Linked DNA regions of Homo sapiens: region 2 is linked to region 1. A link is a loop called in an ENCODE intact Hi-C map of the cell type or tissue named here. Cell type or tissue: K562. All regions are shown on one strand. Each heading gives the region's core, and the rest is flanking DNA. Links, peaks and the distances in the headings are about the cores only.

Region 1 (15,725 bases), core at 4,480-12,479:
ACTGTTTTTAACTAACTTAACTACTTGTATATCTCTCTTTCTCTCTTTGACTTTCTGTCTCTCTCTCTCTCTGACTTTCCTTTCGCCTCTGTCTCTTCCTCTCTCTCTGCCTCTCTCTTTCTTTCTCTCTCTCTCTCTCTCCCCTTGACTCCCTCTTTATCTCTCTGCATCTTCCTCTCTCTCTTTGCCTCTTTTCCTCTCTGTCTCTTTCCTCTCTCTCTCTCTCTGCTGGTCTTTCCTTGCCTCTGCCAGCAGGTTACGCTGCTGTTCTCTCAACCACTATGGGAGGTTGAGGGGGGTCTAAAACAAGCTGTAACCAAGTATCTATGTATGGGAACTGGTCTGGGTGCCCTGGCTTACAGGTTACCTTGTGCCATACCTTTGAAACAAGGGACCTGTCCAGGCTTCCTTCTGATGGCCAACCCACCTCTAATGCTGGCCAGTCTATTTCACACAAAGTTCTAAGTTTTCCTGGTGTCAGAGTAACACTGTAATCTCCCTTAAATCCTTTCTTGAAAATTTTCAACATAGTTCCTAGTGGGGTGGGCTTACTTTGTGCCTGACCCATGCTTCCTCAAGACAAAACACCATACTTACACCACATGCACACCACAAAACAAAGAATGGGTAAAAAGGGCACACACACACTTTTACAGTTTACACCAAACCAGAATCAAAACCAAAATCAAAGTATCGATAAATCCAAGCCAGGTCAAAACCAAAACCAAAGTATCAAGCAATCCAAGTCAAGTCAAAAACAAAAACCAAAGTGCCGGTACAGGCACACCATGGGTGATCAGGCCACGCTTCCACTCAAATAGAGTCGGCAAGTTCCCAAGACCAATCCTGTCAAGCAATTCAAACCAAGTCAAAACCAAAACCAAAGTGCCGGTACAGGCACACCATGGGTGATCGGGCCACGCTTCCACTCAAATGGAGTGAGCAAGTTCCAAAGACCAGTCTTACCAAACTTCAGATGTCTGGACTCCAAATGTCAGTTCCTTCTCAGTGTTCAGCCACTGAGTTGATCCTCAGCAGGGGCCTGCCCCATGCTGCTCTGGCAAGGCATCCCACTGGGGCAATTGCCTACCTGGGAGCACTCTTTGGATCTGCGTTGCCCAGGCTGGTCTGAGTCCCCCACAGGGATGCTCTACAGGACAGGCCTAAGTCGCCTAAGGGGCTGCCTCAATCATCTGCCAATCACCTCGCTTCCCGGTCAGGAAACCAAGAAATGTAACAGGATGAGCCACAGACAAAATTCCTGAGACACTGGGTTAAAGAATGAAGGAGGTTTATTCAGCTGGGAGTGTCAGCAGACTTGCGTCTCAAAAACCAAGCTCCCCGAGTGAGCAATTCCTGTCCCGTTTAAGGGCTTACAACTCTAAGGGGGTCTGCTTGAGAGGGTCGTGATCAATTGAACAAGCAGGGAGTATGTGACTGGGGGCTGCATGCACCAGTAATTAGAACGGAACAGGACAGGGATTTTCACAATGCTTTTCCATACATTGTCTGGAATCTGTAGATAACACAAGCAGTTAGGTCAGGGGTTGATTTTTAACTACCAGGCCCAGGGTGCACACCGGACTCTCTGCCTGTGGATTTCATTTCTGACTTTTAGTTTTTACTTCTTCTTTCTTTGGAGGCAGAAATTGGGCATAAGACAATATGAGGGGTGGTCTCCTCCCTTAGAGAAACAAGAACAATCCAAACCCATGTGGTGGTGCATGCCTGTAGTCCCAGCTACTTGGGAGGCTGAGGCAGGAGGACTGCTTGAGCGCAGGAGCTCGAGGCTGCAGTGAGCTATGATTTTGCCACTGCATTCCCACCTGGGTGACAGAACAAGATCCCATCTCAGAAAGAGAGAGAGATAGAGAGACAGAGAGGTACTGGCATAAATATAAATGTATAGGTCAATGGAATAGAATTAAGACTCCAAAAAATAAACCCATGCATCTATGGTCAATTGGTTTTTGGCAAGAATGCCAAGACCATTCAATGAAGAAAGAATAGTCTCTTCAAAATATGGTGTTGGGACAACTGAATAATCACATGCAAAAGAATGAATTTGGCTCCTTACCTTACACTGTATACAAAAATTAACTCCAAATGGATCAAAGGCCTAGTGTAAGGGCTAAAACCATAAAATCCTTAGAAGGAAACATAGCGGTACATTTTCATAACCTTGGATTTGGCAATGGTTTCTTAGACATGACACAAAAAGCACAGGCAACAAAAGAAGAATAAATAAATTGGACGTCATCAAAATTTTAAAATGTTATACTCCAAAAGACACTATTAAGAAAGTAAAAAGACAACCCATAAAATGGGAGAAAATATTTGCAATTTGTATATCTAATAAGTTACTAGTATCCGGAATACATGAAGAATTTCTAAACTCAACAACAAAAAACAAACAACTCAATTTTTATTTTTATTTATTTATTTTTATTTTATATATATTTTTTGAGACGGAGTTTCACTCTTGTTGCCCAGGCTGGAGTACAATGGCGCAATCTCAGCTCACTGCAACCTGCGCCTCCCAGGTTCAAGCGATTCGCCTGTTTCAGCCTCCCAAGTAGCTGGGATTATAGGCGTGTGCCACCATGCCCAGCTAATTTTTGTATTTTTTAGTAGAGATAAGATTTCATCATGTTGGCCATGCTGATCTCAAACTCCTGACCTCAGGTGATCCACCCGCCTCAGCCTCCCAAAGTGCTGGGATTACAGGCGTGAGCCACCATGCCCAGCTTTCAATTTTTAAATGGGCAAAGGACTTGAATAGACACTTATCCAAAGAAGATATACAAATGTACAATTAGCACATGAAAAGATGCTCTACATCATTAGCCATTAGGAAAATGCAAGCCAAAACCACAATGAGATACCACCTCACACTCACTAGAATGTCTATAATCGAAAAGGGAAAATAACAAGTGTTAGCGAGGATGTGGAAAAATTGAAACCCTTATACATTGCTGAGGGGAATGTCAAAGATGTGGCCATTTTAGAAAAACAGTTTGGCATTTCCTCAAATAAATTAAACATGGGATTACCATATAACTCAGCAAATCCACTGCTGGGTATATATCCAAAATACAAAATGTGTACAAGAATGTTCACAGCAGCACTATTCACAATAGCCAAAAGGTGGAAACAACCCAAATGTACATCCATTGATGAAAGGATAAACAAAATGTGGAGTATATATACAATGGAATACTATTCAGCCATAAAAAGAAATGAAATTTTGATGTATGCTACAACATGGATGAACCTTGAAGGCATGATGATTACTGCAATAATCCAGACATAAAAGAACAAATATTGTGTGATACCACTTATGTGAGGTATCTAGAAGAGGAAAATTCATAAGACAGCATCTAGATTAGAAATTACCAGGGGCTAAGGGGAGACAGGATAGAGAGTTACTGCTTGATGTTTATAGAGCTTTTGTTTAAAATGATGAAAAAGTTTTTGGAAATAGATAGTGGTGATGATTGCAAAACATTGTGAATGTAATTAATGCCATGGAATTCTACATTTTAAAATGGTTACAATGGCTAATATTATATTGATTTTACTATAGTTTTAAAAAGTTATAATTTAATATATCAAAACCCATTGAATTTTACACTTAAAATGGGTGAATTGTGTGTGTGAACTATATCTCAATAAAGCCGTTTTTTAAAAAGGAATGACATATTGATGAATTTACTACAACATGGATGAACCTTGAAAACATTATGCTAAGTAAAATAAGCAAATCACAAAAGAGCACATATTATATTATTTCATTTATATGAAATATCCAGAATAGGCAAATCTATAGAGACAGAACATATATTAATGGTTTCCTGTGGGCGGCAAGCCACCCAGGTGCCGAGGCAAGAGACTGAGGACACGAGCTGTTCCAGTATAATAAAATATAAAATAAGAATAGTTATACCAGATATAGATCTTAGATATGATTATATATGAATATCATTAATCATTAGTTGGTAGCAATTACTCTTTATTCCAATATTATAATAATCCTCACTCTATAATCATAACCTAGGATCTATATCTGGTATAACTATTCTTATTTTATATTTTATTATACTGGAACAGCTTGTGTCCTCAGTCTCTTGCCTTGGCACCTGGGTGGCTTGTCACCCACAGTTTCCTGGGGCTTGGAGGAATTGGGGAGGGGGTAAGGAAAGTCACTGCTAACAGGTGATGAAAACATTCTAAAAGTGATTTTGGCAATAGTTGTGCAATTTTGTGAATATACTAAAAACCATAGAACTGTACACTTTCAATGAATGAATTGTATGATATGCGAATTATATTTCATTAAAGCTTTTTTTTTTTTTTTGAGATGGAGTAATGCTCTGTCGCCCAGGCTGGAGTGCAGTAGTGTGATCTCAGCTCACTGCAAGCTCCGCCTCCCGGGTTCACGCCATTCTCCTGCCTCAGCCTTGAGGAGCTGGGACTACAGGCACCCGCCACCACACCCGGCTAATTTTTTGTATTTCTGGTAGAGATGGGGTTTCACCGTGTTAGCCAGGATGGTCTCAGTCTCTTGACCTCATGATCCGCCCACCTCGGCCTCCCAAAATGCTGGGATTACAGGCGTGAGCCACTGCGCCCGGCCAGTAAAGCTGTTTTTAAAAATGAAATCATGACTGTAAAGGCCCAGCCTAAGGCCTGGCCCCTAGTGAGTGCTCAGTATAATGCAGTTACTACAGAGGCGAGGGTAATTTCTGAGATAACACACTTCATAATGCACCACTAAAGTCCTGCACCACTAAAATCCTCCTCTTAGATGATAAAAACAATCTGTGATTATCTTTGCACTAGTATTTTTGCTGCAAATGGACAGGGTGCCCCCAAGGTCTGCCCATCCCCGAGGGGCCCAGCCCAGCAGAGGAAAATGGGCCTGTCTCAAGCACAACACACATATTTACCTCCCCCCTTCCCACCTCCCAAGCTTCCAGTTGTCTTAATTGGCCTCCAAAAGAGAAACATTTCATTGAAGGGCCCTAATTAATCCCTAGGAATCTGGGTCCACACATTCTCCTCTCACCCCACCCCAACTCCCCAGTTATTTGTTTCAGACAAGAAAAAAACTTTGTAGACTCCCCAAGGAAAGAGAGGCCTCAGGAGAGGGCCACATGTATGGTCTGTGCTGGGTGTTGTAATGAGGCCCCAGGAGGCCCTGCCTTACCAGGGGCCCAGCACTTGAAAGTGAATGCTGAGTGCCCTTCCCTTACACCTGCAGGAGAGTTCCAGCAGCATACCCACAGCCACCTTTGCCCCATGTTACAGGCATTTCTGCTCTCACCTAGCTCCTCACAGGCATCTCTGTTCATGCAGCTCTTTATGTCCTGCAGTTCTGGGGGCATGGTCTGGGTCACTGCCGTGACAGAGTGTCCCTGCTGGAGAGGGTTCTGCCCTCACAGGGGCCACCTCACCTACCCTGCTCATCTTTCAAGGCCCAGGGCAACTGTTCCTCTTTGAAGTCTTGGCCAAATGCCAGACAAGCTGCCTCACCCTCCCTGAGGGCATCCATGGTTTGTGGCTCCTGGCAAAGTTCTTAGCACTGCAGGCTCTGGAGCAGAACTGGCAGTGTGTGTATTACACTTCCTGGCCAGATCGCAGACCCATAAGAGTGCGGAAGCCAGATCTGAGGCAGAGGCCTCAATGTCAGTTCTGCTGTAGGGCCATCTTTACTCCAAGGTGGAGAGTTCTGTGCTGTGCTCATAGCTGTTATTTTTAAATGGGGTCTGTACTCAAATAAAATTATGAACCAAGACATGAAAGTTTCCTTACTGCTTGTTAATATATATTGTGAATCTCTAAGAAGGTGATGGGTATGCAACAGTTCCTAGACTTTTTTTGACTATAAAATCTTTTTTATTCCTGAGCATCTTATAGGATCAGTTTTCTATGGAATCATTCTGGGAAATTCTGACCTAGATTACAACTCATATATACCCAGACCAATTGGGGGAAAATTTAGAGCTTCACCTCATACCATACACCAGAACAAACCCAACATGAGTTAAATAATTAAATGTGAAAATGAAACTATGAAAACTAAACGAGCAAAAAAATGAAAGGAAAATGTAAGCAGGGCCTTTGGATTCCCAAGCCTGGCACTGAGACTTGCCACAGTGCTTGATAATTATTCATGGAATAAGCACAGGGTTTATGATGTCACTGATGGACACGCTATGTGGGTAACACTCATTTTTGCTTTTTTTTTTTTTGAGATGGAGTTTCACTCTTGTTGCCCAGGCTGGAGTGCAATGGCACAATCTCGGCTCACTGCAAGCTCCGCCTCCTGGGTTCGAGTGATTCCCTTCCCTCAGCCTCCCAAGTAGCTGGGATTACAGGCGTGTGCCACCACACGTGGCTAAATTTTTTCTATTTTTAGTAAAGACGGGGTTTCTCCATGTTGGTCAGGCTGATCTCAAACTCCTGACCTCAGGTGATCTGCCCGTCTTGGCCTCCCAAAGTGCTGGGATTACAGGCGTGAGCCACCGCGCCCAGCCAATTTTGCTTTTTAAATAGGCTGCTTTAGCTTAGATGAACAAGTTCCCGTTTTGGCCAAATTCCTCCTATGAAATTGCATCTAAGAAACTAATAACCTCATACTTGGAAAAGCTCCCTAATGGTGCGACTTAATGTGGCCATTCAATTGTGCCTGCTCTTTACTACTGAGGCATGAAATAGCCTTTCACTTGAAGCAGTGATTTCATACCTGAGTCCATGGTTCTGATGGTTGGCTGGGAGGTGGAGAGGGACCTATGGAGACTCACATAGACCCTTCCCCATGCAGAAGCCAGTCTTTCTGACCAAGAAGTCATCCTCTTAAAAGGTCCTGTGGGCCTGGGCCTTAGAAACAACCCATGAGGTCAGATGTATCCAAAGCTCCTAACTGGCCACCCTCACCTGTGGGTACCCAGGAGCCTGAATACCTCATGTCCTTTATTTGCAGTTGGCCACGAATTCCTGCCAGTTCTACCTCTACAGCATCCTTGCCTTCCTCTCTACCCACACCACTGCAGTGACTTAGCCTCGTCTGCTCCCTGCTTAAGGGTCTCTATCTCCCATCTCCTGGTCTGTGAGATATGAGAGGTCAAAGACCAAGTGTTCCTGATACCCAGCAGAGGACCTCATGTTTCTGAATGGGTGGGTGGCTGAACCTGGCAGGGCAAGTCCTCATCAGAGATGGAAATCAGGTTGGGAACTTCAGCAAGGGCAGGCCCAAGATGGGGAAGGGAGTTGAGCCTCTTCCTAGTGAACTGGTGCCTATACAATGCCATGAAGCTGTTAATGGCTAACACTTGCAAGTCTAATACTGATCTCATCAGGATGGAGACTCTCTCCCCAGCCCCAAGCCTGAATGAGCAATAACTTTCTGGGAAGAAATGCCAGCAAGTTATCTACATCACCTTCTCCACGGGCAGAGGCCAGCAACCAGACGTACTACTAGGGTGAAGGAGAGCCAATCTGTCTCTCTGGGCCCACAGGAGCAGAGATCGGCACTGGTTATTTTCTGAGTCCTTGGCACATGGAAGCCTGGCAAAGGGGAAGGCTTTGGTGGGATATGGATGGATGGTAGGTAGGTGGGTAGGTGGGAAGGTGGATGAGTGATGAATAGGTAAAGAGGTGAATGGGGTGGCCTCAAGGTTGGGCCCAGAGCACTCCCCTATAGGAAAGCCTGCTTTCTAGCACTCTCCTAGCCACCACCCTAATCCCTCAGGTCAAACGTAGGCCATACCTTAACTCCTCTTCTCTCACCCCATCTGCTATTCACCTTGGGCTGGACTCAACTGTCAGAATATCTCTCAAGTCCATCCTCCTGACCTCTTCCCACACTGAACCTCATTATCCTTCTCTGGCATCATGGCCCCAGCATCCTTCCTGACCACCTGTCTTTTGTGGCTCCCTCCAACCCACCTTCTTTTTTACACACCAGAGATCTTCCTAGAACACATGTGACCATGACATTCTGTACTTGAAAACCTTCATTGCATCCTCATTTTTTGTGGGACAAAGTCTAAGCTCCTTGGTCTGGCATTCAACGCCCTGGCTCTCCTGGCTTCAAACTACTAATCTGCAGGTGTTCACATGGCCCAAGCCACCACTATCCTATACCACAGCCGAAGAGAGGATTTAGGCCGGGTGCAGCGGCTCATGCCTGTAATCCCAGCACTTTGGAAGGCCGAGGTGGGCGGATCACGAGGTCAGGAAATCGAGACCATCCTGGCTAACATGGTGAAACCCCGTCTCTACTAAAAATACAAAAATTAGCTGAGTGTGGTGGTGGGCGCCTGTAGTCCCAGCTACTAGAGAGGCTGAGGCAGGAGAATGGTGTGAACCCGGGAGGCAGAGCTTGCAGTGAGCCGAGATCGCGCCACTGCACTCCAGCCTGGGCGACAGAGTGAGACTCCATCTCAAAATAAAAAAGAGAGGATTTATGAAATCCCCTCATGGCAGATGGATAGCAAAAAAGCCCACTTTCCTGGTGAATGAATTAGAAATGGTGTCCATTGAGGGCAGAGGCAGTCCATAGACAGACAGACACACACACATGCACACAGAGAGGGATTCCTGGGTGAGCAAGGGCTAAATGGTGGCCTTTGTGCACAATTGTTGCTGCCTCCCAGATGGAGCATGCACTATCCTATAGGGAGGGACAAGGAAGCCTTCCTTTGCCTGTGGCCCTCTCCCTGGACTCTGAGCTCCTGCAGGGAAGGCTTCTATTCATCTATCACAAGCCCTTCTCAGCAGTTACTCCTCTCTGTCTCTGTGCAAGTCCCCCACACCCCACACTCCGTGCCGTAGAGTGGGAACATATTATGCTGGGAGGGCTCCCAGCTAGGAGCTGGGGCCTTGGATTCTGGTCTCAGGCCCAGCCCTAATATGCTGGGGGAACTAGGCAAATCCTACCCCTACCCTGGGCCTCAGTCTCCCCTTCTGCACTCTCTGAGGACTGGATTCAGTGGACTAAAAGCTCTGATAAGGGACCTTGTGCCCTGGGAAGGGGCCAGAAACCACAACGTCTGATAATTTATTAGGCCTGGAGAAAAGCCATCCTAGAGGTGGGCCGTCTCTCTATCATTTTCTGCATCTCCTGATGCTGGGCCCAGAAGCACACCCTGCAGATAACCCCAGCTTCTCCTGAGAAGTCTCTTTTGCCTGGGCCAAATGTCTCCCAAAGGGTGGTGCCGTTCTAGGAGAAAGCGAGTCCCTGTCACTGGCGTGCATGAAACATACTAGATAGGCACTTGGCAGGATGTTGTAGAGGTCCTCACAGCTCTGACTGTAAATGCTCACAAATGCTTGCCCTGGCTACCTTGATTCCTCCCTTTCCCCATCCCACCTCAGGAAGGCTGGACATGTGGCGAGGAGGTAAAGTACAGAGACCTGGAAGCCCTAATAGGACAGAACCAGCAGGGGGCGCGGTGAGGATGGGAATGAGACTGGCAGAAGCCTCTTTCCCTGCCCTGAGTCTCCTGCTGAGTATCTCACCTCCACCACTGAAGGGAGGGCTGATGGCCCCTCCTGCCCCAGTGCGTGGAGTGTTCTCTTTATGGCTACCCTAGTCCAGCCCTGTGTCCCCAACCCCATGGAGCAGGCACAAGGCAGAGCTCCAGCCCTGATGAACACTGACTTGCTGTGTGACCACTGCTCCTCCCTGGGCCTCAGTTTCTCCATCTATACAATGTGGGGTTTTAGGAGGTCAAGGTCACCTCTGGGGCCCTTTTGGCTCAGACATTCTCTGGTTGTCAGCAGCAGGAGGGAGAACAGGCAGCATCATTCACACCTGATGCTCTGGGGACTCCATGGAGCAGGACCCCTATGGGGCTTGGAACTCCAGAAGCTTCTGGAAAGGCAGAACAGGAGTCTAGGCATGACACTGACCCCACCTACTACTGTGTTCAGGGCCACAGGGCCTCCTCCTGGCCAGCTTGGGGAAGCCTCATCCTGGAGTCTGAGCTGGAGAGAGGGCAGTGAAGAGGCCAGCCTGAATGGTACAGATAGTCGGGGCACAGGAGGAGTGGGAAAAGAGATAAGATAGGGCCAGATCATGCAGGATCTTCCATGTGACACTCAGGAGCTCGGCTGAGAGCTGTGTGGAGAGCACAGGAAGGGCTTGACGCAGGCGAGGGTCATGGTCAGTCACATGCTTTCTGAGTCACTCTGACTGGAGTATGGAGGGGGTAGATGGAGGCTGGGAGACAAGAGGCTACTGCACTGGTCAGGAAGAGAGAAAGGAGTACTGAGGTGAGACAGTGGTCATAATTAGAATGGAATGGGGGTGAGGGAGGAATGGATTTAGGGAATACTGAGAGGGAGAGAGGATAGAACTTGGCAACTGACTTGCTCTGGGCTTGGGGACCCTAATTACTTCATAGATCACCTATGTAAATTTTACAGATGGGGAAACTGAGACCTGGAGATGATCAAGAACTTGCCAGAGATCACAGAGCTAGATAGTGGTAAGACTGGTCCAGAACCCAGGCTTCCTGGCTGCCAGCCCCAGACACTTTCCCCATAATGACACAAATACTAGAGGTAGGACTATGCAGGTTTCACAGCCTTGAATGCCAAGCCTAGGAATTTGGACCATTTCTGTGAGCAATTAGGAGTCATTGCAGGTTCTTAATATTTGGCAGCATTTCTTGTTTCTTTGTCTTCCCCCAACCAGAAGCTTTCCAGTTGCTAAAATGCACAAACTGGCTGCTCCTAGGCCAACCCAACCCCCTCAATCTTTATATAGAAGAGGGAGGCATCCTTTCCTCTTTACAAAGAGAAAGCACAAAGCCCTTAGAGTAAAGAAACTCACCTAAAGCCACAGAGCAAGTTAGCAGCCCAGATTTTCCCAACTCCCAGAATGATTTTCCTAAACCCTGGTAATGAAATCAAGAAGGCTAAAATTACTGGCCTAGAGAGGGGAGGGTCTGGTTCAAGGTAATCACAAGTGGGTAGCAGAGCAGGACCTAGAACCCGAGTCAGACCCCGGGGCCAGTGCAACAGCCAGTTAGCTGTCCCCACTCCCCACCATTGCCTCCCTTCTGTGGCTGCAGTCCTGTGAGGAAGTCTGTATCCTGACTCTCTGCCTCCACAGTCATTTTGCCCTCATCTGTCTTGTCAGGGGCCAATGCTGGGACATCTCCAGGCTGCCTTCAATTATGAGTCAATAAATATGAGATGTGCTGTGCAATGAGTGGCTGCTTGGGCCACCAGCTCCACCCCCACCCCCACCAGCTTCTGCACCAGGCAAGATTGGATTTTGTGTCATTCATTTTTTATCTCTAGTCCCCGTCGGATGGGGAGATACATGACGTGGGCAGTGGATAATTTTATCCTTCCCCAGTGTAGCAGATGCAGCACTGAAATGCAGTGTGGGATGTCCTCAGGTTGCCTGCTGCCCTCACATGGGGAGGTCCCCCACCCCCAACCCACTAACCCTGCACTCCTGTTCTCCACTGGGGCAAAATGGCATGTGTAGAGGAGAATCCTAAGCAGGAAGATGAGAGACCTGGGTTCAAGCCTCAACCCTGCCTCTGACCCCATGTGCAACCTTGAGCAAGTGTCTGAAAATATTTGATGAGGGCTTCTTTATGTCAAGCCCTGTGCAGGAAGGCAGGGGGCCACAAAGAAGAATCAAACCTGATCCCTGCCCTCAAGGAGCTAGCAGTTGACTCAAAGTAAACAGACATCCCAAGGAGGGGTGGCATTCATTGGCACTGGGTGTGATGGATGAGGATTCGTCAGGTAGGACGTGAGGGAGGGGAGGGAGAGAATACATTCAGGTTTAGGCAAAGGGAACTCCTTGAATAAAGCATGGCAGAAGGGAGTGTGTGACCAATGTGTGCTCAGAGACCTGCAAGTATGGCTGGGGCATAGGGTAGATGGAATGGGGGGAGAAAAGAGTTTTAAGCAGGTGAATGTCATGATCAGATTTGTACTTTAGAAAAATTTTTCTGACTACTATGTGAAAAGCAGATTTGGCAGTCAACAGAGAGTGAAGACAGAGAGTCCAGTGAGGAAACTCATGTGATGGTTCAGGAGAGAAAAGACCATATCCTAGATAAAGCAATAACAGTGGAGCCAGAAATCATCATCATCATTATTATAATGAATACTATCATTAAGTGTTAGTAGGGACAGGCACAGTCCTAAGTATGAACATCATTGTTTCTAATTCTCACAATAACTCTTCAAAGTAGATTATTATCCCCATTTTGTAGATAAGGAAATTAAGATTTGAATGTATTAAGAGAGTTGCCCTTAATACACAGTCATACAGCCGGTAAGTGATAGAGGCAGGATTTCAAACCAGGTCTGTCCAACCCTAAAGCCTATACCTGTCCAACCCAGGTCTTTCTACTGTGTTCTCCTTCCTAGAAAGGAAGGCACAGTTTCTAGAGAGCCTAAAGGGGCATAGATTCTACCATGGTTTGGATATTTGTCATCTCCAAAACTTATGTTGAAATTTGATCCCCAGTGTTGAAGGTGGAGCCTAATAGGGGGCGTTTGGGTCATGAGGGTGGACCCCTCATGAATAGATGAATGCCCTCCCTTAGGGGTGAGTTCTCAGTCTATTGGTTCTCATGAGAGCTGGTTAAGAAGAGCTTGGCACCTCCCCACTCCCTCTTGAGAGCTTCCCCTCTCTCCATATGATCTCTGTACACACCAGCTCCCCTTCACCTTCACCCATGCGTGTAAACAGCCTGAGGCCCTCACCAGATGCAGATGATGAATGCTGAGCTTTCCAGCCATCCAGAATCATGAACCAAATAAACCTTTTTTCTTTACAAATTATCCAGCCTCATATGTTCCTTTATAACAACACAAATTGGACAAAGGCAGACTCCATCTGATTTTTGTGAATCTTTGGAAATGGAAAGCAAAAGAGTGTTTAAAAATGATGTGCAAGCTTCTGGGCAGGGAGACTGGGTGGACAGAGAGAGAGAGAGCACAAAAGGAGGAGCAGGCTTGGGAGAAACAGATGCATTTGGTTTTGGCCAGTTGAACTGGAGGGCAATTGAATATTTGGGTGTGGAGCCAGGACCTGCCTGGAAATAGAGATTTGGAAATTGCTGACAAATGAGTACTCACAGTTGTGTGAGTGGTTTAGGTCATTAAAGAGAGTGTGTATGGTGAATGGAAAATCAAGGCTGGGATCTTGGAGAACTCCAGACCTTAGAGGATGAGCTTAAGAGGGCAGATGAGAAAGTAGAGTGGTGCAATATGAAATTGCTTCAGGAAGGTCAAGGAGTAAATGGTCCCTGATGCTGCCCAGTAGTCCGTAAGGTGAAAGCGAAAAACTTCACCTGGGTTTAGAGATCAGCAAGCAGCAGTGGGGCAGAAGAGCTCCATGCAGCAGTCATTGGAAACCTTGGCAAGGTAGTCTTCATGGACACAGTGTTAACAAACAGTGGGACCTATACACACTCTACCTGTGGTCCTGAATTATCTCTGGGCTCTGGGCATGGGGAAAGTTTTGACCAGCATTACTGGGACACTAGTAACTCCTATCCAACCTCTCCCAGAAATCCTTAGCCAAGTAAGGGAAGTACCAGTATTAGAAAGGGAAACAGAGGAGAGATGGGGGTATGACAACTGAGAAACCACCAAGAAGGTAAAAAGGAGACTTATTTTAATACCGTTTACAAACAATTTTAGTTACCAAGAAAGAATTCATAGCCCACCATGGCTGAAATGTTAAATGAGTGAAGAAGAATAAAAACTGTGTGGACGAAGCAAAACAGAACAGCGCAGGTATTGGTCTGTTGCCTTTAAGGACACTTTAGCTGTTGTCTTTATACTTGAATGATACCTTGGCTGGATATAATATTAGAGGGCATTTGAGCAGAAAAGCAAAACTCCAGCTGCATAGAGAAGGCTCAACTGAGGTGTCATCACTAATTAAGTTATACCAAAGTATTCAGTATTTATCTTTGCTCGTTTTTTACTCTTGATAAAAAATTTGTTTCAGAACTACTAGAGCTGTGACATGTCTTACAATTTAGAAAGCTGATTTCAAGTTTGATTGACAGTATTTTTAGGCTATTGAAGGGAGTATTTTTTTCCTTTGGGAATGTGGCGGCACAATCTTCCTATGCTTAGGGCAGTTTAGGCAGAGGGGCGGGGGGGTGGAGGCTGGTTTGAAGAGGGGTAAGGAAGAATAGCTAGCAAGTAGAGAAACTCAAGAAATTGGGCTAAGACAGGGAGGAAGGAAAGAGTAGTGACTGCAGAGTAACATGGGTTTGAGGACTCTTTTGAGATGGGAAAGTTGTAAACACATTAAATGCTAAGGAGCCAGGGGAGAGAGGTAGCTTAAAGAGGTGAGGGAGGGATTGATGGAAGGAGTTTCTAGAGGAAGTAGGCAGAAAATGGGCTCCCGGGGCTTGAACTGGAGTGAGGCTTTAAATCCTGGCTCCACCAGCATCATGCGACTTTGGTCCTGCCTTAAGTTAAGGCAGAGTTTTGCAAAACAGGGATCCTGATAGTGCTTATCCTATAGAGTTGTTATGAAGATTGAATGAGTTGATACAGGTAAAGTGCTCAGAACAGCACCTAGCACATGTTAAGTTCTTAACAAAAATTATCTGTTAGTGGTAATAAAAATCAGCTGTTAGCTAATTCATTTTGTAAAACCAGAAAGAAAGGGGAAAATATTGGTGTGGCCTGTGGCAACTGTATTTGGAAGGGAGAAATGATGATAGAGTTCACACCAACAGCTTTGCTCTTGAGCCAAGGATTTGGAGTTAGAGCTGGGTTCACGTCACTTCACCATGCTCAATCTCAGTTTTCTCATCTGGAAAAAGCTCCATCTCAAGGGAAGAATGCAAAGAGTTCTTAACATAAATGGGTAAAGCACTGAACATGGGGCCAGGTACTTAGAGGTGCTCAGTGAATGATAGCTACGTATAAAGCTCTCCTACTCCCTTCCCAGTGACATGGACCTTGGCAGGGTGTCTGCTGATGGGGAGAGCACAGCTGCGGTTGGGAGACTTAAGTGCAAAGTTTTTTGAAGTGCAGGGTGCTATAGAAGATCGGGGCAGGAAGATCACCCTACCCTAAGACCAGGCTAGCCAGGGAAGGAAGGGAGGCCAAGAAAATCTGCAGGAATAAGAGGGATCCAAGGCTGGAGGCCTATGCAAAGGTGAGGGAAAGGGGAGGGGCCAGGAGAAGGGTCTATGGTGGGAGAGGAAGATTTCTGAGTTTCATTCAAAGTTTTCTGAGTCCTATAGTATGCCAGGCACTATTGCAGCACTTTATATACATGAGGTAATCCAACTTCAACCCCTCCCTGCTGCCCATCCAGGGCCTGTCACTCCCACAAATCTATGAGGGCCTTGCAGACCATAAACCAGTCTACAAATCTCTGGCAAGTTTGGGCAGGAAGAATCAGAGGGCCAATCAGATTCCCTCCGTTATGCACGTGAATTGAGCAGGATGGGGAGAAACTACTAGTTTCTACAAAGGAGCCCAGAGGAACGAACTATGGAGTTGAAATGGAGCCATGAGCAGTCACATGTAAGAAAAAGTTGTGCTAGAACAGAGATTCTGAGGAAACAGAAGCTTAAGACAGAGAGGAGAGAGGGAAAGAATCCACCTATGAGTAGTTGGAAGATGGGCAGATAGCAACAGAGACCCATTGACAAAGAGATGGAGGAGAAGCTAGCCCCAAGTGGCCTGTGTTCCTTCCAATGTGC
Region 2 (15,725 bases), core at 2,692-10,691, 71 kb before region 1:
AGAGAGTTGCCTTCAACTAATTTTTCCTGCCAGGAAAAATGTCTTGTAGTTTACACCTTTTCCCCAGGGATAACCTATAGTGATGACTAACTGATGAGGGGATATAAAAGGTATCCCTCCACTCCAAGGTAGAACAATGCTATAGTGCCTTTCACACTCCAGAGCACCTGTGGAATGAGGTACAATTTCAGTTGAAACTCATATTTGCCTAACTTCTCCTGCACTATCCCACCTCCCTCACTCCCTTACAGGTCTCATCTGAGAATACTCCCTCAATAAATCACTTGCACAAGAATCCCTTTCTCTGGCTCTGCTTCTGGGAAGCCGAGCCCAAGAAAGTTGGTGCCAGGAGTAGTTCTTGAAGACAGATTCTGAGGATGAGATTCTGTAAGTGGATCGCTCACTATCTGAATGGCAATGAGGGCCCTGTCACTGATGGTAAACAAGAGATTGCGGCCTATGCTACAGGAATGTGATTGCTAAGACTTTTACCTGCTGCAAGCTGGCTGGGACCTAGATAAAGCAGCTGCAAAAGCTTGTGCATCATCTCTAGTGTTTTAGAGGTGTGGCAGAAGTAAAAACCTTAAGAACTGTGGGATTGGAGGATGTTGCTAAAAGGACAATGATGTATTGAAGGGTAGAGAGAAAACAACAGACTCAGATGTATTAATCCCCAGTGCAAAGTGTGAGAGTCAGAGGCTCTCCTTGACAGCATCCTCTGCAGAGGGCAGACGAGCTGAAGACTAAGCAAAGGGCTTAATCACAGAAGTGTTAGAACTTTGGAGAAATCTCAATTCTCAGAGCATCCACAGCAAAAGAGGCATGAAACAACCAAGTGGAGAGGATGACTTGGCCAGGCACATGCATGGGTAACCAGCAAATCAGGGGCATCAAAAATACTTCTTAAGATAATTTGACCTTTGATATTTCAAAGCACCTTTCAATTAGTCCATCACAGGAAATACCAGAATTTGGCTGGACTCTCTTACACTTATTTTACAGAGTAGGGTTCTTGTTTTATTTGAAATTATATAATGGATCCTAAGTAACGCAATGTGGTGCATATGGACAAAAAGACACTGTTTTCTAGCACATAAGACTTGCCCCAGAAGGTCCTCCCCATTTTACAGAAGGAAAACTCAGACTCAGAGAGGCTAACTTACCTAAGGTGACATAGCTAAAATGTATTATAACTGATATTCAAACCCAGGGCTTTCTAATTCTGGACGCTGTGCCCTTAATCTCTATGGAATACGATAGCGCACAGGCCTGGGAATGAATCCCTGGGTCTGAATTGCAGCCCTAATATGATACATCTGTGTTAGTATTGGTACATCATTTCACCTCTCTGGGCCTCAGTTTTCTCCTCTTGGCTGTCTATCTCCCCTGGCTCTTCTGAGGACCAGATGGAATAAGGTAGTTAAAAGTTGCCCCATTGGTTGTAAAGTTCTGGAACCCATGAGGGCTGTTAATGATGTTTTTCTCATTATTGGCAAATTCCAGGGGCAAGTCTCCTCCCAACATCTGCTCCACAAGGGCCCAAAAAGTTAGTCCTGGGTGCCTGGGGGCACAGTGCCCAAAGGAGCACCATCTTGAGGGAGAGGCTCCAGCAGGCCTAGCTGAAGGGAAGGGCCAGAGGGTTTAATGGGACACAGCTCAACACCTACCTGGCTCTTCCCTCTGGGGCCAGATTTGGAGACACAAAGGGGACGGGCTTGGCAGATGAGTGAACTGGGGGTAAAGTGCCCAGAGTTCAGCAAAGACTAGGATAGGAAGACAGGGGTAGAGAGATGGGGGAATGTGGAGCGTGGGCCAGGAATCCAGAAAGACAGATGGGGTGTGCACATAGGCAGGTGCCCAGGATCCAGGTGCATGCCTGGGCTGTGAGGCCTTTGGCCAGATATCCTGGCAAGTCTGGGCAATGGATGCACTCACAGATGGGATTCAAATCTTCTTGGCCAAGGCCTTCCCACAGGGAGAAAAGGCTGATGACAGCAGGAACCACTGGAAACACTAGAAAACTTTGAGCTCTTTCATTTTCCAGGCTCTTTGTAAGCATACCTAAGCATTCTCTACATAAAGAAAATCCCATGAGGTCACAGATCAGGGCCAAAAGGCTCAGAGAGGTGAATGTGACTTGCTCAATGTCACACAGCTGGAGTTAGGAGCAGGGGTTGACTCCCGAGTCTGCACACGTAACCACTAAGGTGCACATGACATAATGAAGGTCAAGAACCTGGCTCTGCTGCAGTGCTCCCTCAGTGCGAGAGCCCTCACCCTTAGGGGTGTGGGTCATGTGACATCTGTCTCTGAACCCCCACTCTGCAAAACGCAGAGGGACACTCAGAAAATAGCTCATTGATTTGGAAACATCTCAGAGATGATTTCCTCAAACCCCTCACTGTACGGATGAGAAAATCAAGACTCAGAGACCCACAGTCACAGCAAGAGTGTTAGAGCTGGCCCAGGAGGCAGGACTGTGGGTTGCCAGGCTCCAGGAGTAGCCTCTGCTCTCACTCACCAACTGTGACCTTGAAGGAGGGCCTGGCCTTCTCTGACCTCAGTTTTCTTCATTAGTTGAAGGGGCATAAGCACTTCCTGGCAGAGCTGTCTGATGGGGAGAGATGACGTACAGAAAGTGCAGGATGGACATTCAGGTGGTTGGTTTTTCTGACCCCTCTTCCCCACCAGCACTGTAAAAACCCAACAGGAAAGATCTGCTTGGGCAAGTTCTGTGCCCTGGGAAAATGTCTTTTGGCCCTAAGCACAGGGCTGTATTACTTAGATGTAGTATATAATTCAAAATAAAATAAGAACCCTAACCTATAAAATAAGTGTTGAGACAGTCCAGCCAAATTCTGATATTTCCTATGATGGACTATTTGAATGATGTTTTGAAATATCAAATGTTACATTCTCTCAGGAAGTATTTTTGGTGACCCTGCTTTGCTGGTGACTCAAGCCTGATATGACCCTTGGATAGTCCTGGCAGTGAAAAGCCTTGGACCACCTCTTCGCTGGGGTGTCAGCAAAGCAGTGAAAGGAGGAATGGGGAGGAGAAAGGGCAGCTGGACTGGATGGCCTCTTACGGCTCCTCTGGCTATGACCTTCTTAGTTTCTGTCACTCAAACCCCCCAACTCAGCCTAACGTGGAGACAGTCAGCCCATGACTCACACTCTGACTGCAGCAATGTCCAGGGAAGTGCAGTTTGCATCGTTTTGGGTGCATTGAAAACCTTTCTATTGGATCTGCTGGGATGGGGCTCTAGTTAACTGAGCATTAACCCTTTAGAATGATGATAGTCCATGTTCAACTCCTGTACTGCTCATGGGGGTGACCTCTGAGATTCTTTATTAGGGAGCTCTCACACAGGAGGGTCATTTGTCCCATGTTCATTTTAGACAAAGCATTTTCCAGTCACCACTTCAAAATCTGGGAGCTAGGCTTCACAATCAATCATAGAGCAATGAGCAACCCAGGACTGTCTTTTTTTTTTTTTTTTTTTTTTTGGAGACAGAGTCTCGTTCTGTTACCAGACTGGAGTGCAGTTGTACAATCTTGGCTCACTGCAACCTCCACCTCCCGGGTTCAAGTGATTCTTCTGCCTCAACCTCCTGAGTAGCTGGGATTACAGGTATGTGCTACTACGTACACCCGGCTAATTTTTGTATTTTTGGTAGAGACAAGGTTTCGCCATATTGCCAAGCCTGGTATTGAACTCCTGGCCTCAAGTGATCCCGTCCACCTCGGCTTCCCAAAGTGCTGGGATTATGGGCATGAGTGACTGTGCTTGGCCCTGATAGGTAGTTTTGTGATCCTCACTTTCCTCCCACCCTTCACCCTCAAGTGGGCTCTGGTGTCTGTTGTTTCCTTCTTTGTGTCCATGTGTACTCAATGTTTAGCTCCCACTTAAAGTGAAAACGTGCAGTATTTGGTTTCCTGTTCTGCATTAGTTCACTTAGAATAATGGCCTCCAGCTCCATCCATGTTGCTGCAAAGGACATTATCTCATTCCTTTTCATGGCTGCATAGTATTCCATGGTGTATATGTTCCACATTTTCTTTATCCAGTCTACTGTTGATGGGCATTTAGATTGATTTCATGTCTTTGCTATTGTGAATAGTGCTGTGATGAACACGTATGTGCATGTGCCTTTATGGTAGAGTGATTATTCCTTTGGATATATACCCAATAATGGAATTGCTGGTCTAATGTTAGTTCTGTTTTTAATTCTCTGAGAAATCACCAAACTGCCTCCCACAGTGGCTAAACTAATTTACATTCCCACCAGCAGTGTATAAGCATTCCCTTTTCTCCACAACCTTGCCAGCATGAGTTATTTTTTGAGTTTTTAATAATAGCCATTCTGACTAGTGTGAGATGGTATCTCATTGTGGTTTTAGTTTACATTTCTCTAATGATTAGTGACATAACCCTTATTTTTTAAGTTAATATGTGCATTTTAGGAAACTTAAAAACACAAGAAGTAAAGAACAAAGTCACCTACAATCACAAGCAGTTTACAGTTTCTAGGTCCTCTGTGAATATAGGTATAACATCCAGTTTTATGAGATTGAGATTGTACAGTATGAATCGTGATTTCTTTACACATCACGAATGCTTTTGTTCTAGAAAAGAATGTAGACGTAGTTCCAAGAAAATCAAAGACAAACTGCTCATGGAATCAGTGGAGGTCAAAGAGCAGCAATGTGGATGTGGACCTGAAGCTGGCAGGACCGCCCATCAGAGGCTTCTCCTGAAGTAGGCTAAGCCAGTATTTCCTCAGCTCCAATGCACCAGTCCAGGGCTTGACCCAAGCACATATGTAGTGCGCACATGTCAAAGTTTTCAGAACAATCCCTGAAAACTTTGAGACAGGCTTCTCTTTGGACAGCTACAGCTTTCAGTTATCTGGGTCCCTTCTAGCAACAATGGCCCTCGTGACTGCTCCTTTTGGCTTTGAGGAGGCGGAGCCAACAGCAGAGTGGGCAGACAGTGACTAGACAGAACACCTGCTGGGCTGCAGCAACCGGGAGAAAGGAAGACAAAAGCGACCCGGGATGTGCCTGGAGTCTCTGCTTGGGAACAATAATGGAAAGGTCTACCTTTGGTTTAGGCTCTATCAGGAGTGAGTTCTCCAAGAGAAGGCATTTGCCCCTCCTGTCACAAAAGCCTGAGAGGCCCCCACACAGAGAGACGGGGGACCTAGAGAGCTCAGCAGAGTACACGATTTATTATTATTATTTTTGAGACGGAGTCTCATTGTCTTATCCAGGCTGGAGTGCAGTGGCGCAATCTCAGCTCGCTGCAACCTCCACCTCTTGGGTTCAAGTGATTCTCCTGCCTCAGCCTCCCAAGTAGCTGGGACTATAGGCTTGCACCACCACAGCTGGCTAATTTTTGTATTTTTAGTAGAGACAGGGTTTCACCATGTTGGCCAGGCTGGTCTCAAACTCCTGACCTCAAATAATCCTCCTGCCTTGGACTCCCAAAGTGCTGGGATTATAGGCATGAGCCACCATGGCCAGCAGAGTACATGATTTTATTTTATTTTATTTTTTTGAGACGGAGTCTCGCTCTGTTGGCGATCTCGGTTCACTGCAAGCTCCGCCTCCCAGGTTCACGCCATTCTTGTGCCTCAGCCTCCCGAGTAGCTGGGACTACAGGGGCCCACCACCACGCCCGGCTAATTTTTTTGTATCTTTAGTAGAGACGGGGTTTCACTACGTTAGCCAGGATGGTCTCGATCTACTGACCTCATGATCCACCCACCTTGGCCTCCCAAAGTGCTGGGATTACAGGCGTGAGCCACCACCCTTATAATTTTTAAAGTCATAATTATAACAATTTTTAAAGTCAGTATTATAAAATAAGGCATTTTTGGTGAATTCTAGCTTCCATTCCTGCTCCTTCCACCTATTGCATCCCCTTTAAAGAAACCATTTTTATTCATTAAAACATTTTTCTTTCTATTTTTAATAGAAGATATTTTCACATGTTTACACATATATATAATTTATAAATATTGCTATGTGATACATAAATATGACTATAGAGTTATATTTCCACTCCTTCTGAATGAATAGTAGTCTACTATAGTCTACTACTATACAAGGTGTTGTGCCCCTTGATTTTTAAAATGTAATCAGCAGTTTATAGAGATAAAATTTTTGTTTAAGGTGGGAAAAATTACAATGTATTTGTACACTGGTGGGAATGATTCAGTAGAGAGAAAAATTGGTGATGGAGGAGAGAGGGGAGATTTGAAGTGAATGGCTTTATTTTTATTTTTTGAGACAGGGTCTCCTTCTATTGCCCAGGCTGGAGGGCAGTGGCACAATCATGGCTCACTGCAGCCTTGACCTCCTGGGCTCAAGCAATCCTCCCACCTCAGCCTCCTATGTAGCTGGGACTACAGGCATACACCAAGATGCCCAGCTAATTTTTTATTTTTAGGAATGGGGTTTTGCATGTTGCCCAGGCTGTGACTGACTTTACATAAGGGCATGAGGAGTTCATCTGTGGTCACAGGTAGGAAAGCGCAGTGTGTGGGTGCAGAGGCTGGTAGGTGGGTGGTTGTGGGATGACAGTCTGTGGGAGTTATCACTTGATTGCTGGAGTGGCGATGGGAAGAGGTATTGGTGGACTGAGGAGTGAAGAGAAGGTGTGGAAAAGTCATTGAGAAGAGGAGATGAGAGAAAAGAACAGAGACATATAGGATGAGGGTCTGGCAGTATCAAAGTCCCACTTGAGTTAGGTTTGTTATCTGAGGAGCCTCCTCACACTAAACTCACATGAGGCACACTTACATCCGGAAAACACTGTCTTAAAATTGATCTCATTTTTATCTCAGAGTGCAGTGCTCATTCTGAGTCATAGTGTGTCTGACTAATGGTCCTAATTTTACTGATTCTCTCCAGTAGAGGTTTGGTTTTTTAACCAAACATTGGGATGCTTACATAAACTAATGTGTTTTACATGTGGCAATGATCTGAATTTTTTAAACCTAATCATTTATCTGTCCTCAAAAGTGGCTACCTAAACCGCTTCGCAAGAAAATTAAAACTGTCAGCTAAATGACATAGCTGTCATTCACATAGTAAGTACATATATCATGAACCTACTATGTGCTATATTTTATATCTTGATGTAGCTGGGAGAGGGAGAAAGAATAAAGATAAAAAGATAAATTCTAATATATCAAAAGCTAGTTTAAAATATTTCTAAAATCAAATAAAACATTGAGCTCAAAACCTGACTTCAATTATCACATGTAGTAAAAATACTTAGTCATTTTGCAGTCATGAGACAATGATTCCATTACTAGAATAATATTTATTGAAATGCCATTTCTTCTGCATTAATTTTATATATATATATATATATATATATATATATATATATATATATATATATATATTTCAGACGGAGTGGCACTCTTTCACCCAGGCTGGAGTGCAGTGACACGATCTCGGCTCACTGCAACCTCCGCCTCCTAGGTTCAAGCAATTCTCCTGCCTCAGCCTCCCAAGTAGCTGGGACTACAGGCGCAGGCCTCCATGCCTGGCTAATTTTTGTATTTTTAGTAAAGATGGGGTTTCACCATATTGGTCAGGCTGGTCTCAAACTCCTGACCTCAGGCAATCTACCCGCCTCGGCCTCCCAAACTGCTGGGATTACAGGTGTGATCCACCATGCCCGGCCAATTTAATATATTCTTAATGGTAAATAAAATAAAATACTTACACTAAATTCTTATTTTGTGCTTTCTGTTTATATTTCAAATAGCATGATTCAATTTAATTCCTTTTATCCTCCTTTTATTTCCTGAATGATCTGCATAACTTTGTCTAATTTCAACTTTGAGGGCTTCATTTTTTTGTAAACTTGCTAAAAATTTTTTTTTTGGTTCTAAGCAATATTTGTTTTAAATAACCTGTCCACTTTTTCTGTGCTATCTTTAAAATAATAAAACCTCTATCACTGAATGCTACTTCCACATATATGTGGAAATTAAACAAGAGACTTCTAAATAACCAATGGGTAAAAGAATAACAAGGGAAATTAGAAAATAATTTGAGATGAATGAAAATGAACACACAACATGCCCAAATTTATGGGATACAGCTAAAGCAGTACAGAGAGGGAAATTTATAGCTGTAAACACCTATATTAAAAAGAAAACAAATCTCAAGTCAGTACCCTAACTGTTTATCTTTAGAAATTAAAAAAGAAAAGCAAACTCAACTCAAACAAGAAGTGGGCATAAAATAACAAAGATTAGAACAGAAATAAATGAAATAGAGAATAGAAAAATAAAGAAAATCAACAAAACCAAAGTTGGTTCCTTGACTATATCAATAAAACTGTTAAAACTTTAGCCTACCAATATAAAAAGAGATAAGACTCCCATTACTAAAATCAGAAGTGAAAGAGGGGACATTACTATAGACCATATGGAAATAAATAAGAAATGTTAAAGGAACAGATCACCACTCAATATCAGAAACAAAAGGCTGAATGTATCACTAGTGTAAGCACAGGATGCTATGGTTTATGATATAGTCTGTTTTTGAGAAACACAGGGAGCTGATCTTACACAGGGCTGTGGAAAATGTGGAGATCTGGGGTTGGTGGACTTTCAAAGGTGGGAGTGTTTAGGGATTAGTTTGCTTTTAGCTATGGAAGTGTGGTTACTGGAGTTAAACCATTGCTGAGTGGCTTTTAGATTCCCTGACTTTCAGAAGTGTGGGTACTGGCTCAAAGCTGTGATTAAACAATTAAGTATGTTTCTTTGTTTGTTTTTTGAGGTTTTTGGGAAACAGAGTCTCACTCTGTTGCCCAGGCTGGAGCGCAGTGGTGTAATCTCGGCTCACTGCAACCTCCACCTCTTGAGTTCAAGCAATTCTCATGCCTCAGCCTCCTGAGTAGCTGGGACCACGGGTGCACACCACCACGCCCAGCTAATTTTTTTTTTTTTTTTTTGTATTTTCGTAGAGACGGGGTTTCAGCTATGTTGCCCAGGCTGTTCTCAAACTCCTGAGCTCAGGCAATCCACCCACGTTGGCCTCCCAAAGTGCTGAGATTACGGGTGTGAGCCACCATGCCCAGCCAGTTAAGCATGTTTTAAACAAGTTCTGATCATTGTTACTATGGCTATAGAAAAGCCAGTCATTTCCTAGCAGGATGAGGAGAGTTTTATTCTTAGAGGTAATAAAAGAAATCCTATTTTATCCCATAATGTTATAAAAGTAAGTCTTAGAATGTTGGCTTTTTATACAAAGAAATCTCAGCCAACAGTTTTACTCTCTATTTTGGTTCATTCTCTTTAGTAAAACAAAATAGGAAATCCAAAAGGATTCTAAATTTTAGTTTTTGTTTGTTTTCTCCTACTTATTGCAATTCTCTTAACTGTTGCACTCCATATGGGTTATTTCAGCCCAAGTGCCCAAGTCTTTTAGTTACTTTCATACATAACATCTCGAAAGCCTTAAGTCATTCTTATGCCGCCAAAAGATGGCTTTTTAAGGCTTATTAGGGATCTCATCACGTCTAAGAAATGGAAAACAGAACAAAAGAATCCACCTAACCACCTGGTGATTTTGCAGGATTCTTTGCCTTTAACTTAAGAGAGCTTAGTCTTCTCCCCCAGAAACATCTTTAGCACTTACCTTTATGGCACCAAAGCGAAGATCCACATAAATTTATCCCAAACCAAAATTCTTCTCTTTAGCAAGTAGTGAGTAGATCCAGACAGGAGGAGACAGCACATACAGTTCTGCTTGTGATTCAAAGAAACTTCCCAAACCATCTTTAGCTCCATCATGAAGTTTATCAGGTCAGGAGAGGGCTGTAACCTCTGTTGTACCATGTTTTCATTTCCATCGTGTTCTGTACTCAGCTGCTAAGGACTTAGTAACCTCCCAGTCTGCAGTTGAAAGTCTACAGTCTGCAGAGGTCTAATAGGGAAGTCTCTTCTGCAGGCTGAAATGAACCCTTCATGCATGGGTTTTCCCCTGGTCCTGGGCAGAAGCATCAGGCCGGGTGTAACAGGGTCATCTCAGTCATCACTGTGACTCAGCATCCTCAAAGCTTCTGGGTTTGAAGCTGGGATAGTCCCTGCACATGCACACCCCATTCCATTTGAAAATGTGCTGACTGCTTGGCCCAGAAGTTCTACTTCTAAGGATCTGTCTATCTCCGAGAAATATTTGAGCACATGTGACCCCAAATGCATGTTAAAAGGAAATTAATTATAATAGTTTTCATAATAGCAAGAATGAGATAGAACTTAAATGTTCATCAACAGATGAGTTATTAGACAAACTATGTTGTATCTGTACTACAAAATGCCAAATATCAGATACAAAAAAATGAAGTAGATCAGACACAGAAAAATTCCTAGACTTATTAAATTAAAATATGCTATACAATAAATACAGAATGATTCAATTTACATTAAAAGAAAAGCAAAACCATACACACATACACAAACACATGCGCTTAGAAAAGTCTGGAAGAAACACACCAAATCAGTAATAATGTTTACTTCTGGAGCATGGAGGAAAAATGTGGGTAAGAATTGGTGTGAAGAAGACTAACTAACTCTTCTTTCTTTTCTTTCTTCCTTCCTTTCTTTCTGACAGGATCTCACTCCATTGTTAAGACTGGAGGAAAAATATGGGTAAGAATTGGTGTGAAAAAAAACTTTCTCTCTCTTTCTCTCCCTCCCCTCCCTCCCTTCCCTTCCCTCCCTTCCTCCCTTCCCTCCCTCCCTCCCTTCCCCCACTCCCTTCCCTCCCTTCCTCCCTTCCCTCCCTCCCTTCCCCCACTCCCTTCCCTCCCTCCCTCCCTTCCCCCACTCCCTTCCCTCCCTTCCCCCCTTCCCCCCTTCCACCACTCCCTTCCTTCCTGGGTCTCACTCCATTGCTAAGGCTAGAGTGCAGAGGCACAGCTGTGGCTCACTGCAGCCTGAACTTCCCAGGCTCAGGTGTTTCTCCTGCCTCAGCTTCCCTGGTAGCTGATGGGTCCGGAATTGGTGGGTTCTTGGTCTCACTGACTTCAAGAATGAAGCCACGGACCCTCGCGGTGAGTGTTACAGCTCTTAAGGTGGCGCGTCTGGAGTTTGTTCCTTCTGACGTTCGGATGTGTTGGGAGTTTCTTCCTTCTGGTGGGTTGGTGGTCTCACTGGCTCAGGAGTGAAGCTGCAGACCTTCGCGGGGAGTGTTACAGTTCTTAAGGCGGCGCATCTGGAGTTGTTCGTTTCTCCCGGTGGGCTAGTGGTCTCACTGGCTTCAGGAGTGAAGCTGCAGACCTTCGTGGTGTTACATCTCTTAAGGCAGCGCATCTGGAGTTGTTCGTTCCTCCTGGTGGGCTTGTGGTCTCGCTGGCTTCAGGAGTGAAGCTGCAGACCTTCGCGGTGAGTGTTACAGCTCATAAAAGCAGTGTGGACCCAAAGAGTGAGCAGTAGCAAGGTTTATTGCAAAGAGCGAAAGATCAAAGCTTCCATAGTGTGGAAGGGGACCTGAGCGGGTTGCCACTGCTGGCTCGCGCAGCCTGCTTTTATTCTCTTACCTGGCTCCACCCACATCCTGCTGATTGGTAGAGCCCAGTGGTCTGTTTTGACAGGGCGCTGATTGGTGCGTTTACAATCCCTGAGCTAGACACAAAGATTCTCCAAGGCCCCACCAGAGCAGCTAGATACAGAGTGTCCATTGGTGCATTCGCAAACCCTGAGCTAGACACAGGGTGCTGATTGGTGTGTTTACAAACCTTGAGTTAGATACAGAGTGCCGATTGGTGTATTTACAATCCCTGAGCTAGACATAAAGGTTCTCCACGTCCCCACCAGACTCAGGAGCCCAGCTGGCTTCACCCAGTGGGTCCCGCACCGGGGCTGCAGGTGGAGCTGCCTGCCAGTCCCGGAGCCATGCGCCCACACTCCTCGGCCCTTGGGTGGTCGATGGGACTGGGTGCTGTGGAGCACGGGGCAGCACTCATCGGGGAGGCGGGGGCCGCACAGGAGCCCAGGGAGGGGGTGGGAGACTCAGGCATGGCGGGCTGCAGGTCCCGAGCCCTGCCCCGCGGGAAGGCAGCTAAGGCCCAGAGAGAAATCGAGCACAGCGCCAGTGGGCTGGCACTGCTGGGGGACCCAGTACACCCTCCACAGCCGCTGGCCCGGGTGCTAAGCCTCTTATTGCCTGGGGACAGCAGGGCCGGCCGGCTGCTCTGAGTGTGGGGTCCGCCAAGCCCACGCCCACCCAGAACTCCAGCTGGCCTGCAAGCGCAGGCGCAGCCCTGGTTCCCACTCGCGCCTCTCTCTCCACACCTCCCTGCAAGCTGAGGGAGCCGGCTCCGGCCTTGGCCAGCCCAGAAAGGGGCTCCCACAGTGCAGCGGTGGGCTGAAGGGCTCCTCAAGTGCCGCCAAAGTGGGAGCCCAGGCAGAGGAGGCACCGAGAGCGAGCGAGGGCTGTGAGGACTGCCAGCACGCTGTCACCTCTCACTGAGACTACAGGTGCATGCCACCATGCCCAGCTAATTTTTTTGTATTTTTCAGTAGAGATAGAGTTTTGCCAGTTGTCCAAGCTGCTCTCTTACTCCTGGACTCAAGAGATCCTCCCCCTTCGGCCCGGCAAAGTGCTGGGATTACAGGCGTGAGCCACCACACCCGGCCTAGAACTTTCACTTTTGACTCAGTAAAGCTCTGTATTGATTAAAATGTTCTACAATGAGGTTCTGTTTATTACTTGTGAAATTAAAAAAAAATTAAAATTTTATGAGTATTAGTAGGAGTGACCAAGTCAGTCAAGTCAGAAACAGAACACTGGAGCCAAAGGAGAGAATCAGAAAGATTGAGGCAGGAAGAGTCTGTGACTCTTGACTTTGTCCTGTATGGGGTTGGGGCAGAGACTTCCACCCTCACATTCTTTCCACAAAACCTTTGCAAGTTCTCATTGCACAGCAGCGGAAGTATCACATACTCATTGAACAAGGCTTTACTGCTTTGGTCCATTAAAATAATAGCTCCCACTTATTGAATGCCTAATAAGTGGCAGGAACTGGGTGAAGCACCTCAACCTGCCCAGTTATCCTGTGAGAGAGTTAGTGTCGTTATACCCATTCCACAGATGACAAAATGAAGACCCAGTGAGGTTAAGGGATTTGTTCAAAGTCATATTACTGGGAATAACTCGGGTCTTAGTCATTAGATAACATGTTGCTGAACCACTGAACCAGAATTGGAGCCTTGGGTACAAATCCCAGCTCTGCCACCAGCCACTCATATGACCTTGGGCAAGTCACCTCACTTCTCTAGATCTCAGTTTCCTCAAATGTAAAATAGTGGAAATAATCCTGACTCTGCCTGTCTTCCCTGGCTATTGTGAGGACCAGATGGGAAAACAGGAATAATACTGGTGATAAAGTTCTGGGACCCATGAGGGTTGTTAATGATGTTGTTTTCATTATCAGCAAAGCCCAGAACAAAGTCCCCCACTCCACCCTCGGAAGTTGTTCTCAGCTGACTGGCAGTTATCTGGTCCCACGGGTGAGCCTTCTTGTGGGGAGAGAGCCCCAGCAGGCCTGGTTGCAGAGAGGGGCCCGAGGGTTTAAAGGGCCATGGTTGAGTTTCTACCTGGCTCTTCCCAACCAAGGCCAACTGTGACGACTCTACACAAGACATCAAGGCGGACCAGGATTGGTAGGTGAGCTGGGCTGGGGATGGAGTGCGCAGAGCAGGCAGAGACTGGGATGGGGAGATAGGCTCAGGGAGGTTGGGGGCATGTACAACCACAGTAAAGATCCTGGGAATGTCAGGGTCCCAGGATCCAAGTCAACCACGCAGTCAGCCTGGGTGAGTGTAGACCAGACACCCTCGCAGGCAGGGGCAGGGCTGTGCAGTCACAAGCAAGAGGCTAATGATCTTGGAAGAGAATTCCTCACAAGGAGGCAAAGCTGATGACGATAAGAGAAATGGGAATAATTTGTGAGGGAATTGCAGTCCATTGGAGGAAAGCACAAAGTGGTGGAGCCAGGAAGGAAACTCAGGCCTTTCTAACTGCAAAGTTAATAGACCTAGATTCTGTGCTTCACGTATATCCTGCTCCTTTTCTATGGAAACAGTGCAGGATGGTGAGAATATCATGAGAGAACTGCATGAGTTTGGGCGTCGTAATGATGTGTAATGACTGTAAAGAATCAAGCAGGCAACAGAAGCTTAACAAATGAGAGCGCCCTTGCTCTCCTTCCTAAGAGGCTGAGGCCATGACACATCTGTCTTCGAATCTCTCATTTATCTAAACACAGAGTAGATACTCAAAATATTTATCAAGCTGGAGATCATTGCTTCCAAAGTCCTCATTTTATAGATGGGAAAACTGAGGCTCAGAGACCCAGCATCACAGCAAGAGAGTGGCAGAGCTGGTCCAGGAGAGCTCAAGGTGAGTTGATAATCTAGCTCTGTTGACAGTCTAGTTCTAGTTCTATCACCCACTTACTGTGTGACCTTGGGAAAGTCACAGCCCATTTCTGGGACTCCCTTTTCTGTCCCCATCTATATAATAAAGAGGTTAGGTGAAATGCCAGCACTTTGGGAGGCCGAGGCGGGCAGATCACTTGAGATCAGGACTTCAAGACCAGCCTGGCCAACATGGTGAAACACCATCTCTACTAAAAATACAAAAATTAGCCGGACATGGTGGCAAGCGCCTGTAATCCCAGCTACTCGGGAGGTTGAGGCATGAGAATCGCTTGAACCCGGGAGGCAGAGGTTGCAGTGAGCCGAGATCGTGCCACTGCACTCCAGCCTGGGTGATAGAGCAAGACTCAATCTCAAAAAAAAAAAAAAAAAAGAGGTTAGGTGAAAACTATTTAATCACTAATGGCCCCTTCATTCCTATTTGATGATTTATCAGCAAAACAAGGCAAGTTGGAAAGCTGCATTCCAGAGCACTAAGCTCCTGGGAAGGATGGTGCAGTATCAAATAGAAACGATCAGACCCCATTACTGCTCTGAAAGTGCTCCTGGTGTGGTGGACACATAAATAGACAGAGACAACCTGGTGTAATCATAATAATGACAAACAGAAGCACAGGAACTTCAAGAGCCCAGGAAAGAGGCTCCTGAGCCAGCCAGGACCATAGAAGATCTCTTGGAGGAAGTAATATTTGAGCTGAATTTGGCAGAAGCACAAGGCAAGAGCAAGGAGTTGCCATTTGACTAGAATAAGGAGAAACAAGGCTGCAAGAAGACAGGCTTTGAATAGCAGGCTAAGGAATCATCCTCTCTCATGAAACATCCTACAAAGACTGGGTGGGAGCCAGGACACCGGCTTTAAAACCTACTTCTGCTATGAATTTGTTGGTTGACCTTGAAAAGACACTATTTCTGGACTTCAGACTCAGCATCTGTCTCCCTGCTGTTTAATAGAAGTGAGGGAGGAGGTGGGAAGAGAGGCTCAGTCAGGCTTGACGGCTCTGAATTTCTCCCCTCAAACCCCAATTCAGCCTAACTCGGTGGCATTCAATCCATAATTGACTTCTCTGAGCTGTAACAACGTTCAGAATAAGGTAGTTTGCATCTCTTTGGGTATTAGAAAAACCTGGTGATTTGCTTAGGCAGGTTGGGTCTGTTAACTGAGGGTTATCTCTTAAGTGGAGGTGCAGCAGTTTTGCTTTCCTGCTTGTGTAATTGGGGCCGAACTGTAGAATACTCTTTCAAGGGAG

The links. Hi-C counts contacts between places; a loop is a spot of excess contacts. Peaks named below come from ENCODE experiments on the same cell type or tissue, not always from the same donor. Only the 100,000 strongest peaks of a DNase experiment are listed, where the experiment ranks them.
Region 2: it touches region 1 in a loop (4-fold over the local background); 2 of 110 quality-filtered maps call a loop at or near these places.

What each region holds. Positions count from the first base shown.
Region 1 is chr11:75,025,887-75,041,611 of GRCh38, reverse strand. No RefSeq gene overlaps it. Among named protein-coding and RNA genes, the nearest start is that of NEU3, 45 kb to the right of the region's middle. In K562, for the core only: CTCF peaks have their summits at 9,449 (motif pointing right) and 9,954 (motif pointing left); DNase peaks (open chromatin) are centred at 9,481, 10,031 and 11,301.
Region 2 is chr11:75,094,804-75,110,528 of GRCh38, reverse strand. It overlaps OR2AT4 (olfactory receptor family 2 subfamily AT member 4), which reads left to right and starts at 13,653. Exons shown (of 2, transcript NM_001405852.1): 1 at 13,653-13,701. It also overlaps the pseudogene LOC100421207. RefSeq lists enhancers at 9,785-9,854, 10,125-10,194, 9,470-10,669 and a cis regulatory region at 13,279-13,794. In K562, for the core only: no CTCF peak of the experiment used is centred there; DNase peaks (open chromatin) are centred at 4,958, 6,838 and 10,078; H3K4me3 peaks cover 3,192 bases.